2 separate regions of the Homo sapiens genome follow, and region 2 is linked to region 1. A link is a loop called in an ENCODE intact Hi-C map of the cell type or tissue named here. Cell type or tissue: heart right ventricle. All regions are shown on one strand. Each heading gives the region's core, and the rest is flanking DNA. Links, peaks and the distances in the headings are about the cores only.

Region 1 (9,861 bases), core at 635-8,634:
TGTGGCTCGTGTCGCCCTGGATGCCAACCTAATGTGTTTGATTAAAATTAGAGTGTCCCTCTCAGCAGTCTAGAGGGAAAAAAACATCAATTTGAGTTATTCTTTTCCTAATAAATTAAATTAGGCTGCTGTTCATCCATATCTCAAAATAGCTTCCAAAATTCTACTTAGTTCACACATTTATAGACAGAGTTAATCACCCACCATGAGTTGGTAAGGCTGTTATTTGTCTGAAATGTCTTTGTGACAGCCCAATTATCTAAAACTAGGTCTCCAGTTTCTTCTTTAAAACTTCTTTTAAAATGCATATCCTGGCTGGGCACGGAGGCTCATACCTGTAATCCCAGCACTTTGGGAGGCCGAGGCAGCCAGATCACCTGAGGTCAGGAGTTCGAGACCAGCCTGGCCAACATGGCAAAACCCCGTCTCTACTAAAAATACAAAAAAAATAGCTGGCCATTGTGGTGTGTGCCTGTAGTCCCAGCTACTCAGGAGGCTGAGGCAAGAGAATTGCTTGAACCCGGGAGGGGAAGGTTGTGGTGAGCCGAGATTGCACCACTGCACTCCAGCCTGGGCAACAGAGCACAACTCCGTCTCAAAAAATAATAGTAAAAATAAAAATAAAAATATATATCCTTTTAAAAACATTTATATAAATTTTCCAATAAAATTATGAAAAAAAATTTTTTTGAGTTGGAGTCTTGCTCTGTTGCCCAGGCTGGAGTGCAGTGGCATGATCTCGGCTCACTGCAACCTCCAACTCCTGGGTTCAAGCCTATTCTCCTATGTCAGCCTCCCGAGTAGCTGGGATTACAGGTGCACACCATGATGCCCAGCTAATTTTTGTATTTTTAGTAAAGACGGCGTTTCACCATATTGGTCAGGCTGGTCTCAAACTCCTGACCTCAGGTGATCCACCTGCCTCAGCCTCCCAAAGTGTTGGGATTACAGGCATGAGCCACCACGCCCGGCCAGTAAATTTCTTCTTTTTAAAAATTGTGTTTATTGGTTAGCTGAGATAATTCTCACTTCTGGCCTAGAAAAGCCATCTTTAATCTCAATAATACTCTGAGATTACAGCCTAGCATAGGAATGAGACAGAAAAGGTAGTGGAACGAACATATCATAAGAGGGCTTTATCTGGTTGGATTTGTGGGAAGGCCACAGATGAGTAAAAGAGGCAAAGAGCCCTTGAGGATCTTCAGTCTAGCAAAGGCAACCTGATAAATAGGAGTATAGCCCCGAACAGGGGATTTACAGGTACCAGTTGTACCCACACAAAAGAGAGACTAACCCAGGGATCAGGAAGACTTAACCTGAATGAAGTCATTCTTTGTATGACCCACAGGCCACAAACAGTATCTTGCACATAGTAGTTTCAGAAATGGTTTGTTAGGCTGGGCACAATGGTTCATGCCTATAGTCCCAGCAGTTTGGGAGGCTGAGGTGGGAGAATCACTTGGGACCAGGAATTCAAGAACAGGCTGGGCAATATAGCAGGACCCTGTCTCTACTAAAAATAAAAAATTAGCCAGCTGTGGTGGCATGCCTCTGTAGTCTCAGCTACTCAGGAGGCTGAAGCAGGAGGATCGTTTGAGCCCAGGAGTTCAAAGCTGCAGTGAGCTATGACTGCACCTCTGCATTCCAGCATGGATATCAGAGCAAGACTCAATCTCTAAAACAAGAAAGAAGAAAGAAAGAAATGGTTTGTTAAACTCAACTGAGGTGGCCTTGAAGATGGGGAGATTGCATCAGCAGAGGCTAGAGATGGAAGGACTTCCAGGCAGTAGAACCCTGCAAACCAACAAGTTTCTGGCCTGGAAAATGCAAGATGTCTTTAGAGAACTGGGGAGCAGTCCAGTTAGGCAGCAGAGTTGGGTGCAAGATACTAATAACATCCCATATTTGGGGAGTGTCATTCCCATTTGCACACTGACTTCCTGTATCTTAGACCATACTCAGGCCTCACATACCTGCTTGATGCCTGTCTGGGCTGTGCCTACAGAGATTGGAAGATTCTGTAAGAGAAACCTGGATTTCTGGCTTTTCTTGAAAGTTCCGGGGTTCAACCCCAGATTCACAATTTCTGTGGATGGGGCTTAGGAATCTGCAGTTTACAAACAAAGCCGGTGATTCTGAAGCACTTTCACATTTGAGAGTTACTGCCTAGAATGATGAGGAAGACACTGAGTGTTTGGGTTTGTTTGGTTTTTGTTTTTGATCAAGGAAGTAGCAAAGCTAGAGCTGTATTGGAGAGAGGTCCCTCTGGTGATCATGTGCCGGACTGATTAAGAGGAAAATAGATCAGTGACTAGGAGACCATATGGGAAGCTACTGTATCCGTCAGGCAAAAGGCAGTGAGGCCTGAACCACATAGTAGAAGTAAGAAAGAAGTCAAATGCAAAACGTCCTATGGTATTCACCGTCTAAGACTAGCTCTCAAAATTCTTCTTTAAAACACCTTTTGAAATATATATCCTTTTGGCTGGGTGCAGTGGCTCATGCCTGTAACCCCAGCACTTTGGGAGGCTGAGGTGGGAAGATCGCTTGAGCCCAGGAATTCAAGACCAGCCTGGGCAACGCAGGAACACAGGGACACCCAATGTCTACAAAATAAAAATTAAAATTAAAAATAAACCCTAGCCGATCATGGTGGCACACACCTGTGGTCCCAGCTACTCAGGAAGCTGAGGTAGGAGCATGGCTTGAGCCTGGCGGGTCAAGGCTGCACGATCACACCACTGCACCCCAGCCTGGGTAACAGAGCAAAACCCTGTTAAAAAAAAAAAAAAAACTAAAAATATCTATATACATATATATCCTTTTAATAATGGTAGTGTAAATTTTCCTTCCATAAGGTATAAAGTAGGTTAACTGATTGGATGGCTAGATCTGAATGGCAAGACAGCAGGTTATAAAAGACAGCTGGAAATAGCTAGAAGAGAAGAACTAGAATGTTTCTAGCATGAAGAAAAGACAAATATTTAAGGTGACGGATATCCCAAGTACACTGATTTGATCTGTACAAATTATATGTACTAAATTATCACATGTACCCCAAAACTCACATCTATTATGCGTCGATTTTTAAAAAGAGCTTATTTTTTAAAAGCCAGAAATTTCAACTCTGGAATATCAGAACAGTGATATCCCTCTTTCCTTCCCCTCTCCCTCCTCGTTCTCCTTTTTGTTCTTCTCCTTCTTCTTCTTCCAAGTACTAGAATATAAGTCTCCTTGTGGAGCATGTTAGGTTGAATTACTGGTGAGCCATTCAGAAGGCAGAGAGAAGAAACTTGGGCCTAAAACTGTGAAGAGATGGGCTGGGCACAGTGATTCACACCTATAATCCCAGCACTTTGGGAGGCCAAGGTGGGTAGATCACTTGAGGTCAGGAGTTAGAGACCAGTCTGGCCAACATGGCGAATCCCTATCTCTACTGAAAATACAAAAATTAGCTGGGCATGGTGGCGGGCACCTGTAATCCCAGCTACTCAGCAGGCTGAGGCAAGAGAATCACTTGAACCCGGGAGACGGAGGTTGCAGTAAGCTAAGATCAGGCCACTGCACTCCAGCCTGGGTGACAGAGAGAGACTGTCTAAAAATAAAAAAATAAAACTATGAAAAGAAATTGGGTCTAGATAATTTCTACATGAAAATAATAATTGGTCTTCTAATAACAGTCAAGTGAAATACATTCCAACAAACTGCATGCTTCTTTTTAACAAAGCTAGGATGAAAAGCCACTTAAACAAATAGAATGCTGTAAACTGTGACGTCTATGAATATCTGACATTCTGTGGAGCAAAGCTGATATTTTAAAAGTCATATTGATTACCATGTCAAAAATTTATTTCCAGCATTCATTTTAGCCCCATGTCTCTGTTACATTTTTGAATGAACAAATTTGATTTTTAATGTTTTATCTAAAGTAGGTATCATAAACGTTTGCATAGAAGTGATATTGTTGTGTACAATTGTATCAATATACATTTCTGTATATTCCATAAAGCTGTGAAGTTTAAGCGTCTCCGTATGCAAGGTTGTGAAATCCAAGAGGCATATTGTATAGAAGAGATCAAAACAGAATTCTAGGCAGACTGACTTTGAGTCAGATGACAGCTCCTTGAAGTATTAATTACGCACTGACAGACATGTTGGTTGTTCACGGAACCAGGAAAATATTTGGTCCTTAGCTCTTCCAGCAAAGCTTTGCAGGACTGGACCCTGTGTCCAGTCAATACAGGGAAGTCATTCTGTTTGGTTGTGCAATAGAAAAGAACTTTTCCACACGAAGTTACCATATTTATTTAGAGCCCTTCAGTGAGGTGGCACAATCTCTTCGTGTCAAGAATCCAATAGCTGTAGGAAGTTTCCCGTGGGTGTGTTCACAGAACACTGGGCCCCTTTCCATAGTTCACAGACGTGGACAATGAGCAGATGAGGCTTTCTCCCTCTGGTCCTGAAGTAGCATCATTTCATCTGAAATGGCCACAAGCAATTTTGGTTTATTTTTCATAACAGAATCAAAGACATCACCAAAAACTCCATCCCACTTCTTGCAGGGGAGGAATTTGTTATTTTCCCTTGGATCCTGTTGAACACATGTGGCATCCTGCCTGAACCCCTCCCGCAGCTGCCATGCGATCCAGAGCTCCATCCACTTGCCCACCTAAGTGGAAAGGGCCTTCGAGGGCCATCAGTTTGCAGACGACACTGTGCATTCCTTTTTCTCTTTCGGACGCTGGCTCCACAATCCGGGCTCCAGGAGGTGGAATCGCTGTTCACTTACTGCCCCCTAGTGGTCCGCATTTCTGAAAGTTCTTTATCCCTGTTTCCTTTGAGATTTTTCTCCGTAGATTTATAGGTGTTTAGGATGGGGTTAGTAATGTGGCCAAGGAGGTGGTTGTTTTCTCAAGGGTGAGACCTCGTCTCCGATCTCCGTCTCTTGGAGCTAGCATTCCCCTCTATCCACAGACACCACGTCTGTCGTCATTTTTATTTTCTGCAATCATTTCTTCTCTTGGTAGCTTGGAGAAGAGTTCATCCTTGTTGATGAGACAATCAGTATAAACCAGAGGTTCTCATTTAGGGGCAATTTTGCTCCCCCTTCCCCAGGGACATTGGACAATGTCTGGGTCTGGAGACATTCTGGTTTGTCACAAGCTGGGGTAGGCAAGGTTTCTACTGGCATCCAGTAGATGAAGGCCAGGGGCGCTGCTAAACATCGTACCGTGCAGTTTCCCCACACCACAGCGAAGAATTACACAGCCCAAAATGTCAAATGCTGAAGTTGAAAAGCCTGATATTAACCACTGTGGGCTTCTTGTTTTACTGCACCGCAGGTCGGTCTCCCTCTCTCTCTCTTTCTCTCTTTCTCCCTCTCTCTCCTACCCCACCCTCCCACCTATCCCTCCTTCTGTCCCTCTGTTGGCATCAGCACCACTGAATAAAAAGACTCGGTCCTCTGTTAGCCAGGCACAATCGTCCCTTTGGCCAATGTAGAACATTCCCTGGAAAACCCTCCTTGTACCTGCCTCACACCACTGCAAAATGTTCCCAGCCACTGTTAAAAGATGAGCGACCCCCCTCCACCACCACCACACGAAAGGCAGGGGGGAGGAGCTGGGGCTCTACACAAAATCAGAGGCTGAGACGGGCACTCGGCCCCTCCTCTTCCTCTGTGAGGCCTCGTGTTCAGCTCTATGTGCTGGTGTCCTTGCTCCCGCAGCGAGTTGGAAGACTTTGTTGAAGACTTGAAGAAGGACTCCACGGCAGCCAGCCGATTGGTTACTCTGAAAGACGTGGAAGACGGGGCTTTCCTCCTGCGTCAAGTGGGAGAGGCTGTAGCTACCCTGAAAGGTAAACTTTCTGCTGGGTCGGGGGAGGAGTCTGAGCTGTCTTTCCTGCGGTGTTTAAAAATCTGCCACATAGAGGATTCATTCATGTATGCAAGTATTTATTAAACGTCTACATGTGCCAGGCATTGTTCTGGACACTTGGGATACCCCACAGCACAAAGTAGGTGCACATCCCCCTCTTCTTGGAGCTGGTATTAGAGTGGGTGCTGTAAGATTTCACACTAAATGATTCCAGTAACACTTTCTATTTGCTAGGCTCTTACAGTGCACCGGGATGCATGTGCCAAACCCGTTAAAAACACAAGGTGGGAGGATCACTTGATCCCAGGAGTTCAAGACCAGCCTGGGCAATATAGAGAGACTCACATCTCTACCAAAAAAAAAAAAAAAAAAAAAAAAATATATATATATATATATATATATACACACACACACAAAAAAAAATTAGCCAGGTGTGGTGGTGCATGCCTGTGGTACCAGCTACTTAGGAGGCTGAGGTGGTAGGATCTCTTGAGCCTGTGAGGTCAAGGCTATGGTGAGCCACCATTGCACCACTGCACTCCAGCCTGGCAGCCTGGGTGGCAGAGTGAGACCCTGTCTCCAAAAAATAAAAATAAAAAACAAAAAATAAAAAATTAAATTAAATTAAAAACCTGTAACCAGGCACGGTGGCTCACGCCTGCAATCCTAGCACTTTGGGAGGCCAAGGCAGGAAAATCGCCTGAGGCCAGGAGTTCAAGACCAGCCTAGGAAACATAACAAAACCCCATCTCTAAAAAAAAAAAAAAAGTTTTTTTTTTTTTTTTTTTCTGGCCAGGCGTAGTGGCTCATGCCACTTTGGGAGGCTGAGGCGGGCAGATCACTTGAGGTCAGGAGTTCGAAACCAGCCTAGCCAACAGAGTAAAACCCTGTCTGTACTAAAAATACAAAAATTAGCTGGGCATGGTGGCACAAACCTGTAGTCCCAGCTACTCAGCTGAGGCAGGAGAATTACTTGAACCCAGGAGGCGGAGGTTACAGTAAGCCAAGATCATGCCACTGCACTCCAGCCTGGGTGACAGAGGGAGACTCCATCTCAAAAAAAGAAAAAAAAAGTTGAATTAGCTGGGCATGGTGGTGTGCAGCACCTAAATAGTCCCAGCTATCCAGGAAGCTGAGGCAGGAGGATCGCTTGAGCCCAGGTGTTTGAGGCTCCAGTGAGCTCTGATCATGCCACTGCACTCCAGCCTGGATGACAGAGTGAGACCCTGTCAGCCAGTCAAATTAAAAAGTAATAATAATAACCCTAATGGTCAATTGGCTTTATCCCAAATACACAGACAGGAAACAGGCCTAGAGGAGCTTTACCCTTGCCCAAGGTGAGTTTCTCCAATGCTCCTCTGTGCTCTTAACCCACTGCCACCTGAAGATGTGTGAGCCACCCTGTGGCTTGTGAACTCTGCACTTCTCTGTCCAGTATCGGAGTGCGGGATGAGGGTTGTCGTTCTGGCTTTTTCTCCTCCAATTCACCTGCTGGTTTGGGCCTGCAGGAGAATTTCCAACCTTACAAAACAAGATGCGAGCCATCCTGCGCATAGAAGTGGAGGCCGTGCGGTTTCTGAAGGAGGAGCCACACAAGCTGGACAGTCTCCTGAAGCGTGTGCGCAGCATGACAGACGTCCTGACCATGCTGCGGAGGTGACCGGGCCCTCATCGTGCTGGGGGTGGCCTGCGGAGGGGTGCACTGGGAAACCGAGAGTGGACGTTTGGGACTTCAGCCTTCCACCATGCTCCCAGGACACATCCAGTGTCCTGAGGAAAAGCCCCAAGTCCTTCTCACCCTTGAACTTTTATTGCAATATGGCTTGAGGTTCTAATTCTTCAACACAGGATTGCTAGGTGGAGCCCATCCTAGGGTTTAAAATTAATAGACACAGTAAACATTGTTTTAAAATCATCTGAAAGGCCAGGTGTGGTGGCCACTCAGGAGGTACAGGCAGAAGGATCCCTTGAGCCCAGGAGTATGAGGCTGCAGTGAGCTATGACTGAGCCACTGCACTCCAGCCTGGGCAACAGAGAAAGACTCCATTTCTTTTAAAAAAATCATCGGAAGGTGGGTTTTTTAAAATAACATTTTGAAGTTGAAAAATTGATTGAAATAGTTTATTAGCCTCCTTCACTTCAGGGGCATAGATGAATTCAGTTCAAAGAAATGTAATAGAAGTAAACAAAGTCTTTCTTAAATGACCTCCTGAAGGAGTATCTGTGAGACTGTTGGTCCCACCTAGAAAAGAGGAACAAAGCATTTTGAGTGGCCTGGGCCAGGCTTCCTTACCAAAGGTAAACCTGCTCACCGAAGAGGTCACAGTGGAGTAAAGACCAAAAGACATTCAGGAATTTCACTGCAAAGAAAATTCCAGGACTCCACACTCACTGAAAACACATATGCATGCAAAATTTGTGTTGCCAGAAGTACCTTCACTGGCCAGGCACAGTGGCTCACACCTGTCATCCCCGCACTTTGGGAGCTGAGGTGGGTGGATCACTTGAGGTCAGGAGTTGGAGACTAGCCTGGCCAACATAGTGAATTCCCATAGGTATTACAGGCGGTGGCGTGCCTGTAATCCCAGCTACTTGGGAGGCTGAGGGAGGAGAATTACTTGAACCCAGGAGGTGGAGGCTACAGTGAGCCGAGGTTGTGCCACTGCACTCCAGCCTGGGAGACAGAGCATGAAGTCAGCTTCATGGAGATGATTATTGAAAATGGGAAAGATCACTGGGTGCAGTGGCACGTGCTCGTAATCCCAGCTACTCAGGAGGCTGAGATGGGAGGATCACTTAGGCCAGGAGTTCAAGGCTGCAGTGAGCTATGATCACACCACTGCACTCCAGCCTGGGTGACAGAGCAAGACCCCATCTCTACAAAAAATTATTTTAAAAATTAGCCAGGAAGGGTGGTATACACCTGTAGTCCCAGCTACTTAGGAGGCTGAGGCAGGAAGATCTCTTGAACGTAAGAGTTTGAGGCTGCAGTGGGCTAGGATTGAGCCACTGCACTCCAGCCTGGGCAACAGAGCGAGGCCCTGTTTCTTAAAAGAAAAGAAAATGGAAGAGATGGTTGAGGCAGAATGATAGGGAAAGGAGAGAACAAATCCTTGGGGATCTCTAAGAATCTAAGGGATTGGGGTAAAAAAAGAAACAGCAAAAGAAAGAGCACTGAGTAGCAGAAGAGTTATAGAATGCAATGTCTTTTTTCAAATAAAAAAAAGTAACATAATAAAAAGGGGATGAGGGACTAACTAAAAATTAGAGGTCAAGTACCATGTTTGACATTGCCTCACACATAACTTTACAATGTTAATGTTAGTCCTAACGACAGGTCCTGAGGAAGTCATTATCATCACCATCGTCATCCCCATCTTCATCACTCCATTTTATGCAAAAGCACCTGAGGCTTAAAGAGGCGAAGTTCTCAACGTTATATAAAGCATGAACTAACTGCTATTCAAACACAGATCTGACACCAGACACTCTGTCTTTTCCACTACATCATGGGTGGGGAGGGACATATAGCTTCAAATGACTCCAAACACCAGAGGAAGTTGAGGAATAAACACGACCGTTAGATTTCGAGTCACTGTGTACCTTGTGGCAAGACTTCGTTGAATCCAGGTGGGGAAGCCAGTGAGCAACAGGTTGAGATACAGAAGAGCAAACAGAAGGAATTAGAATGTGGGCGGCCCACCCAAGATGCTTGGCAGTGAAAGGAGGAGGGAATAAGCAAACTTTTGGCTTAGAACTAAGCATATTTGAGGGCTGCATAGGCCAGAATCAGGCGGAGGAGTTAGAGAGGCTGCTGTTAGACTCATGATTCATTTTCTTCTACCCACCCCCCAAACAATGATGGAGTTGCAAGGGTCTGAGCACAACTGCACCAGCAGAAAGGGATATGTCTATACATGTCCCTAAGCGGCTACTCTGAGCTTTGGGATGTGTGACTCTCACCTGGCTTTGGGATGACATA
Region 2 (9,861 bases), core at 664-8,663, 120 kb before region 1:
GGAAACAGTCTTAGCAGTGAGAGAGGTCTTAGAGAAGATTTAGGTTCTCCTGTTTCTTTCTTTCTTTCTTTTTTTTTTTTTTTTTTTTTTTTTTTGTGAGACGGAGTTTTGCTCTTGTCACCCAGGCTGGAGTGCAGTGGTGTGATCTCAACTCACTGCAACCTCCACCTCTGGGGTTCAGCAATTCTTGTGCTTCAGCCTCCTAAGTAGCTGGGATTACAGGCAACGGCCAACACACCTGGTTAATTTTTGTATTTTTAATAAAGACAAGGTTTCACTATGTTGGCCAAGCTGGTCTCGAACTCCTGACCTCAGGTGATCCACCCACCTCAGCCTCCCAAAGTGATGGGATTACAGGTGTGAGCCACCACACTTGGCCTAGGTTCTCCTGTTTCTCTTTCTTCCTTTGCAGCCAGGCTGTTGTTAAACCTGGAGTATAAGTCACCTTTTTATAAAGTTAACCTAAGACTTTTCAGTGCTGAAGATGGAGCTATAGGGTTAAGTAACTGGAAAGGTAACATATTTCCAAAGCCATTTCAGAAAATCAGTCTTGGCGTTAAGTTAGAGTGAACTATTCCATTCTCTCTCTGCTATACCCATTGATACCCCATCCTAACCCAGACACCTAGCTGATTTTGTTTTCCTGATGCGAAAAATACTCTAATTCAAAAATGAACCCTCCATCAAGTTTCAAAGACAACACAGAAGAAAGTAGGCAAGTTTTATCTATGATTTATACCTTTCTAAATCCAAATTAGATTTGATCTGGCTTCATCAAAACCAATAAAAATATCAAAGAACCATTAAAATAAGAATTAATACAAGTAGCTGTTGGGTAAAATATGTGTTCCAGAAAAATTAAGATAAAGATGATGGCTGTAATTGCAGTTAATATTAGAATATAAGACAAAAGAAGAAATGTAAGGCATTATTACATGGATTGCATTGTTTAAGATGAGGTTTATACCAGCTCATTAGAAAAAAAAAAAGTTTTAAGGCATTATCTTCCAACAACTCTTATATCTTAATGTTTTTGACATCTGATTATCTACTAAGCAGTTATATATCACAGTTGTTTTATGAAATGTTTTCCATGTGGCTATATCTTTACCATAAAACTTCAAAATCCAACAACACAGTATTAAGTCATGCAGTGAGAAGGCCATAACTTAGAATCTATAGATTTCCAGGGATCTAATTTAATACATGGAAAAAGTTGATGTAGTCTTGATAATTGCTTTAGCCCTCAGATGGTTGGTCCTTGGCTATTAGTTGTCTTAGCAGGTTGGGTAACTTCAGCTGAAGAGGAATATTTGAGAGGCAGATCATTGTTGAAGACTTGAATGGCAAAAGAGAGTTAGAAAAGTCATTTCTCCCACAGTGACAAAATTCCAAAATTTTTAATATGTTCCAATAATACCAGCTACTACTCTACACTTTCCCCGGGAATGACATTGGAAATTTATGGATTCAGATGCTGTACTTTTAGATGTTCTGCAATGGTTTGGTTGGAACAAGAGATGAGACATTAGGAAATGTTACCTGAACTGTGTATGAGGAAAAAGATTTTGTTTATCAGCCTCTTTTGTTTCCCTTTGCCATGAAAACTCTATCTAAAATCTGTTCACCATGCCTTACTGTTTTCATAAATGCAAAATATATTACACACATTATTTTTTTTTAATTAAAAGTTTCTGGCTGAGTCAATTTTTTTTGAAAGCTAATTTTCAGATATGATCCTTTAGGTTTATTTAACTCGATACAAGTTCCCCACATTTTTAGCACCGGCTTTTAAAGAACAGTCTAAAAAATGTTAGAAATAAAATTAAGACGCAAGCCAGTTTTATGGCATACACCCAAGTAGAACTTCATCCTTGGTGTTCTCATCCTAGCAGTGGCCTCCAGAAGGCTGCCCGCTGATGTCCAGAAACTGAGATTTAGGGCAGTTTCTCATATTTCTGGCTCAGTCGAGGAACATGGGAAGGTACACGTTCTGCATTGCTGGAGGGTAGATTATGTCTTCTTAGGCAGAGGAGTTAGTGAAAGGTCCTGGTCTACTGGCATCCAGATTTCACAAGTTAGCTCTGTGGTATGGATTTGAAACTAAGCAGGCCCCTGTCTGGAGATGAGGTTCTGTCTGGAGCAGGGAGGAGCCAGACTTTCCATCCAGGAAAGCTGCTTTCATGCAGGACAGCAGGCGAGAGCCCCCAGGCACCACCATGACGCTCTTCGGTTTCTTGTGATTCTGAGTCACTCTCTTGGGGGCTGTTAAGGGAGGAATTGTGCCTACCCTCTCCCAAATTCATATGTTGAAGTCCTAACTCCTAATACTTCAGCATGTGGCTGTATTTGGAGGTAGGAACTTCGGAGAGGTGATTATGTTAAAATGAGGTCATAAGTGTAGGTCTTAATCCGATATGACTGGTGTCCTTACAAGAAGAACAGATTTGGATATAGACGTGTACAGAGAGAAGACCATGTGAAGACATAAGAAAAAGACAGCTATCTACAAGCCAGGGAGAGAGGCTTCAGAAGGAACCCACACAGCTGACACCTTGATCAAAATAACTCTGTTGTTTAAGCCCCTTAGCACAGCCCCACGTACTTAATTGTGGCAGCCTGAACAAATGAGTACGGGGACTCCTGTCTTCTTCTTTCGTCCTGTCTCCTTTGAGGGGAATGTCAGGCTTATGACAGTTGTCACAAACATATTGTGTGTCTTTCTTCAAGACATTAAAATTGTGTTTGTCAAGCTTTCCATTCACTTTAATTTGTTTTCATTTCAGCACATCAGCTTGGTTTCTTAGCATTCCAAGGGGAAAGTTTAAAACCTTTTTGCATATAGACTCCATTTGCACGGCTACTTTTCTTTTCGGCGATTCTCAAGCCCCATCCTCAAATTCAGCCCGTGGAAGTTGTTTGACATCTAACTGAGTTAACTGCATCCTATCAAGCGAAGCTCCTATTTTCAGCCTGCTGAGTTTGGCTACTCAAAAGTTGGTTAATGTCATTAAAAATGATATTCCCACCAACTTTTCATTTGCAGAATTTGCTAAGGTGTTAATTGGCTTTCAGACATCCCTGGCTAAACATCTCCCTATAATATAAAGCTAAACATGATAAAAATAAATTACTTGTTTTCCCCTCTCTTTCTGCCCCAAGTTTTGCCCACTCTCGGGTTTTGTTTTGTTTTTTTTTAATCTCCATTCATGTGTTTATTAAGAATCGATTTGGTTTCTGGCACTGCTAAAGGTGCCATGATGAGTTATTTTAAAAACATATACAATCTGGTTCTTGTATTTAAGGAATTTTCAGTATAACTAAAGACACATGGTAACTATGTAAGGACTGACTTTAAAATATCCATAAATCAAAGACTTCCCGGATGAAGCTCTGATTACACCCAGCCACCCCGGACTCCTGGCTGTTCCAGCAGTCTCGCCCAGCACCTACATCCCTGCCGCTCTCTGCTTTGATTCACCCCACAAACGCCAGTTTCCCATACCCACATCTAGACCTCTGCCCATCAGAGAGCCCTCCACTGGGTAAAATATTAATAGCACCCCTGCTGCCGGTCTCTGTCTCCTTACCTGCTGCATTCTAGTTTCATGATGCTTCTTTAACAGAACAGTGATTCTCAGACTTTAGCAGGAGACGTGTTAAAGCGCAGGTTTCTAGCCCTACCTCCTGAGTTTCTGATTCAGTAGGTCTAGGGTGGGACCTCATAATTTGCATTTCTCACAATTTCCCAGGTGACATGGATGCTGCAGGTCAGGGGACCACTGATTGAGGGTGAGACATGCCCTCAGAAAGAATGAAATGGTTATTTCAGTGACCACCATCACCACATAAGGGCATGTGAATCAGTCCCCAGTGGAGAATAGAAAGTTGTCATTTTACATTGGCAGGAAAACATAGAGGCCCTTGCAGGGAGGACCTCTCCCCCATTCTTTGCTGTTCTTATTTTTGATCCCTACTTGATCTCTGAATCACCTCATCTGCCACCTCTTTCCCCTGCTGGACACCCTTAGACTCAACATCTGACCTCCGCCCTGTTGCTCCGGTCTTGGAGGGTAATCTTTTCTTATGCCTTTGTGCCACTCTGCACATACATCCCAAGTTACTTCATTCAAGGATTTCCCACACCAGTGTCCTGCCCTTCTCCTGCCCCAGGGACACTCTGGCTCCAACCATGGTCAGTTTAGCAACCAGATGTTGATATCATTCATGGTGTGGACGAGGCAAAGGACCAGTGCTTAAGGCCAGTGCACCTGAGAATGTCCCTGGAAAAGAAAGTTCCCTTGGAACAAGATGCTCTATGCTTTGATTCAGTAATTGGCCTTTCTTGATTCTAGGGCTAGGCACGTTCTTGTGCTTCCATTTGGTTCATAAAAGGAACCACATAATGTAGGAGCCTTTTTTTAAGAGACAGAGTCCTGCTCTGTCACCCAGGCTGGAGTTCGGTGGTGCAGTCATAGTTCTACAGCCTCAATCTCCTGGGCTCAAGCAAGCCTCCCACCTCAGCCTCTCAAGTAGCTGGGACTATAGGTGTGTACTATCAATTACACTTGGCTATTTTGTTGTTGTTGTTAATTTTGTAGGGACGGGGGTCTCACGATTAGCCCAGGCTGGTCTCAAGCTTCAGGTGGTCATCTACCTCAGCCTCCAAAACTGCTGGAATTACAGGCATGAACCACCAAGCCCAGCCTATAGGAGCCTTCTTAAGAGTAAAAACTCAATTAAAACTACATACCAATGCCAGCAATGATTCTTTTAAGAAATGCTTACCGGCCAGGCGTGGTGGCTCACCCCTGTAATCACAGCACTTTGGGAGACTGAGGTGGGTGGATCACCTGAGGTCAGGAGTTCGAGACCAGCCTGGCCAACATGGTGAAACCCTCTCTCTACTAAAAATACAAAAATTAGACAGGTGTGGTGGCAGGCACCTGTAATCCCAACTAGTCGGGAGGCTGTGGCAGGAGAATCACTTGAGCCCGGGAAGCGGAGGTTGCAGAGAGCAGAGATTGCGCCATTGCACTCCAGCCTGGGCGACAGAGTGAGACTCTGTCTCAAAAAAAAGAGAAAAAAGAAAAAAAATGCTCACCAAGTATCTACCAGGCAATCTTAATAAAACAGCCACAAACCTCTGGCTTCTGGAGCTTCTGTTCTGTTGGAGGAGGCAGCTGATAAAGAAATAAAATATATAATAGATGGTATAAGTGCTATGGAGAAAAATAAAGCAGGAGAAGGGATACAGAGAGCGCTGAAGACATGAAGATGGGAGAGTTGTAATTTTATGAAAGATGGACAGGGGGAGCCTCACTGAGAAGGCAGCCTTCGAGCCATGACCTGGAGCATGTGAAGATGTAAGCCATGCAGATATCTGGGGGAAGAGAGTTCCAGGCAGAGGAACAGTCAATGCAAAAGCCCGAGAAAGAGCATGCCTGGAGCATTCAAGGAACAGCAAAAAGGCCACTATGATCGGAATGATGTCAGAAAGGTAACAGGCCAAATATTGGATGGCTTTTGCAAAACAAACACTCTGGCTCCACTGGCAACATTGGAAAGAGAATGTCTGCTTCATTGCAGAGGTAGGATCAGTGGCGCCACTTCAGATTTAAAGACTATTCTGGCTACTGGGTTTGGAACAGACTAAAGGCAGTGTGGACAGGAGCTGGGAGACCAGTTAGGAGTCTTGCAATAATCCAGGAAGATGGGAGTGTTAGCAGAGTGAGCAGGGAAAAGAATCTGGGTTCTGTAGATGCTTTGAAATGAGATTAAGGTTGGTTTCTGCCATCCAGGAGTTTGTGTTCTGATGGAGAAGGCATAGATGTAAGAAACTCTTTTTTTTTTTTTTTTTTTTTGAGACGGAGTCTCACTCTGTCACCCAGGCTGGAGTGCAATGGTGCCATCTTGGCTCACTGCAACCTCATACCTCCTGGGTTCAAGCAATTCTCCTGTCTACAGGCATGCAGCACCACACCCGGCTAATTTTTGTATTTTTAATAGAGACAGGATTTCACTATGTTGGCCAGGCTGGTCTCGAACTCCTGACCTCGCGATCCACCCGGCTTGGCCTCCCAAAGTGCTGGGATTACAGGCGTGAACCACTGTGCCTGGCTGATGTAAGAAACTCTTAACCGAGGATATGATGCAAACATCACCATAGTAGCTAACATTTGCTAAGCACTCATTCTATGCTAGGCGGTATCTAACACACCAACCAGCAAAGCCAAGATTGGAACCCAAGCAGCCTTGTCTGTAGAACCTACATACTTAACCACTACAATGTACGAAAAAGTAAAAACGACAAAGATCTTATCTGGATAACTGGGAGAGTTTTTAATGAAAAGTAGCATTTGATTTGGGTTTTGAAGGATGACTAGAAATTGACAGTTTGAAAAGGGGGAAGGTCTCTTATGAGAGCAGTGACTATAATAATAAGATTCCACTAATAACCATGTAGTGATCACTTGAACATTCCAGCAATGAAGCTGGAGCCACAGAGGTGTATTTCTCTCTACAGCAGTTATTCCATCCTATCCAGTGCCATTCACACCTGTAGCTACAGCTGTTCCCACAACCCCACCCCCAATAAAGAGGGCACTGAGTGTACCCGGAAGCAGCCAGTAGAGTAATCAGGATCATCTCATCTGGGTTCCTTTACTTACCTTGTCTGTGACATTGGGCAAGTTAATCAATCTCTGAGCCATTTCTGTAAATACCTACCTCACAGAGTACAGTTGACCCTTGAACAACACAGGGATTAGGGGCGCTGACTCCCCATGCAGTTGGAAATTCACATATAGCTTTTGACTCCCCCAAAACTTAACTACTAATAGCCTACCATTGAGCAGAAGGCTTGCCAATAACATAAGTAGTCAATTAACACATATTCGTATGTTCTATGTATTCTATACTGTATTTTTACCATAAAGTAAGCTATAGAAAAGAAAATCTTATTAAGATAATCATTAAGAGAAACTACTATTTATTTAGTGGAAGTGGGTCATCATTAAGCTCTTCATCCCCATCATCTTCACATTGAATAAAGCTGAAGAAGAGGAGGAGGGGTTGGTCTTGCTGTCTGAGGGGTAGCAGAAGCAAAAGGAAATCCACATACTGTTAAGAATGGCAAATATCCGACTTATTGGTGGCAAATATGTACAGGTCTGCAGCAATCTCAATTCTTGCCTCCTCAGAAGAAACAATTTGACTGAGGGGCCTAAGGCAGAAAAAGAAACCAAGGCAAGTTTCAGGGCAGGAGTGGAAGTTTGTTAGAAAGCTTTAGAACAGGAAAGAAAGGAAAGTACACTTGGAAGAGACCCAAGCAGGCACCTTGGAGCTCAAGTGTGGCATTTTTATATATCGACATATTTCAGGGGTCTTGTGTCCTTTTTCCCATGATTCTTTCCTCTGGATGGGCCGCCCGCATGCACAGTGACCTGCTAACACTTAAGAGTTGAGCGTGCACAGTGTGTTTACTGCAGTTGTACACATGCCCACCTGAGGCATTCTTCCCTTTTCCAGTGGCATGCCCCCAGAAGATCATGCTTTGCCATTTTGTCTCTAAATGTGCAAACCAAAGTCTAGTGGCCCAATTTCTGAGCTGCCAGTTACCAATTTCAAGTGTTTTTATTTATAGGGAAACTGCCTTTCCCTGGTACTGGCTGCGACCAATTATTATTTTAGAGAGACCATTAACAACTACCTGACCATCACCTGATGGTTGCCTGACTTTCCTGGTAGGGTTGGAGGGAGCCCTCTCCTGCCCCGCTCATGCCTGACTAGCTGCCTACCATAATAATAGAAGTGGACCCACACAGCTCAAACTGTATTGTTCACAGGTCAACTGTAGTTGTACATAGCCAGTGAGATCATATAGGTCATGTTCTTAATACACTGCCTGATATATAGTAAGTACTCTGTAAATTAGCTGATGGTCATAGCGATGAACTGAGGTTTTTTTCTTAATGTCTATTGCATTCTAAGGTAGGACATTACAAATTTCATTTAGAAATATTTACATCATAATGGTTAAAATTAAGACATTTCTCATTTGTGACGTACTCACTTTTAACTTATTCTTTTTACCGATGATGTTAACTCAAACCTCATCTCTTTCCCAATTCAAAAAAATGCTCTATCATTGTCCTTTCACATCGTGTTTCATTTGCTAAGTTCATGAGTTATTTTATAATAATTAACATTTTAGATTGGTCAGCTGAATTCTGATAGTCTTTATTCTCATTGGTAACATGTCACTGAGTTATATTTTAGGTTATCTTAGATCCCATCTCTAAATTCTAATGGCCACTCTGTGTTGCACTGTTCTTTTCAATTCTGTCTTTCAGTTCCTGGGTCCATCAGATCTAAGAATGTGACTGAGGTATTCCAGCATGGAGAGAGTTAATGTGAGGTTGAATGTGGATAATGCTTCAGAAAGAGTCCAAAAAATACAGAAATTATGCTAATAGGAAAGAATGAGTATCAGAAGATTTCTAGCAATATAGCAGCATGAGGGATCTTAGATGCTAACTGTACCCCTTGTCACCACAAACACGTAGCGACCCAGGATGAAATATAATAATAACAAAAAAATAATAATAATACATGGCAAGTTTGAAAGCGATGAAAGGAAATCTCCAGATTCCAAAAGTGAAGAAGAATATCAAAGTGGAAATCACCATGGACATGGATATTTCAGAGATGGGTACCATGTCTTTGAACTAGGACTTTGCTACTTAACATAGCAACAGGAAAATGAACAGATAGATGGACTAATCGCCCCTGCGTAAATAGCCTAGAGGTTCAAATAACTGATCATTTATTTTTTAAAAATGGGTAGATAGAACTCTAATCACATCCCAGGAAAGCAGCAAAGAGGTTTGCCTCTGACCTGAGAATTGGGGCAGAAAAAAAAATTATCTGGGAGAAACAAAAGCCCTAGACAGGAACCGTGCACAGGGATGAAGCCTGGACTTATACTACCTGACCTGCATTTTGGGGACTTCCCACAGTATATCAGTCAGGATAGGCTAGTTAATGCTGCAGTAACAATTCCCAAATCTCAACAGCACTTATCACAACCACTGTTTATTTCTTGCTTAAGTTGCTTGCCCAGTGCAGCTTGGCAAGAGGTCCTGCCTGTCATAGCCACCCAGGGTCCCCATGCTGATGGAAGCCCCATCTCAACATGTCACAGAAGCAGGATAAAGGGAGCATAACAAATCTTGGCTCTTAAAGCTTCTGCAAGAAGTGATGCTTTGGTTAAAAGAAGCCACAGATCCATGCTTACCTCCAAAGGGGACAAGGAAGTGCAATCCAACAATGGACCTGGAATATTTGTGAACAATACTAGAGACAATCACACCAAGCCTATACATTAACCTAAAAGTAATCAGGATCATTGAAATCCCTAGTCCAGAGTATTCAGCTGAAGAGAGAAATAGTCAACCAGAATATAAATATGAGGAAATCTCACAATCTGAGGAGAGAAAACATGAAAGACCAACTTAGAGACAGGATCAAGCAACCAGGGCCACCTATGTCTGAGAGGAATTCTGGAAGATAAGGCTAGAAAAAAATTGGGGAAAGACAATAGTGGATGAGAGAATAGATGAGAATTTTTCTAGAATTGAAGACAAACCTGAGACTTAAGATTGAAAAATAACACAAAATTCCAAGCAAGAAACATACACACACACACACACACACACACACACACACACACAGGCCCACTTTGGAGAAACTGCAAAACATCAAAGATCAAAAGAAAATTTTAAAAGCAGCTGGAGAGAAATGACAGGTTACTTACAAAGAAAAGAAAACTTAATACCAGCATGCTTTTATAAGCCAAGA

What was found. Hi-C counts contacts between places; a loop is a spot of excess contacts. Peaks named below come from ENCODE experiments on the same cell type or tissue, not always from the same donor. Only the 100,000 strongest peaks of a DNase experiment are listed, where the experiment ranks them.
Region 2: a loop joins it to region 1, with 2.2 times the contacts of the local background. A loop is called at or near these places in 26 of 110 quality-filtered maps.

Annotation. Positions count from the first base shown.
Region 1 is chr10:24,514,395-24,524,255 of GRCh38, forward strand. It overlaps KIAA1217, which reads left to right. Exons shown (of 21, transcript NM_019590.5): 11 at 5,729-5,859; 12 at 7,388-7,535. Among named protein-coding and RNA genes, the nearest start is that of ARHGAP21, 200 kb to the right of the region's middle. In heart right ventricle, for the core only: CTCF peaks have their summits at 4,812 (motif pointing left) and 5,013; a DNase peak (open chromatin) is centred at 4,737; H3K27ac peaks cover 513 bases.
Region 2 is chr10:24,391,266-24,401,126 of GRCh38, forward strand. The region is part of intron 3 of KIAA1217; the gene reads left to right. Among named protein-coding and RNA genes, the nearest start is that of MIR603, 120 kb to the left of the region's middle. In heart right ventricle, for the core only: a CTCF peak has its summit at 5,321; no DNase peak of the experiment used is centred there.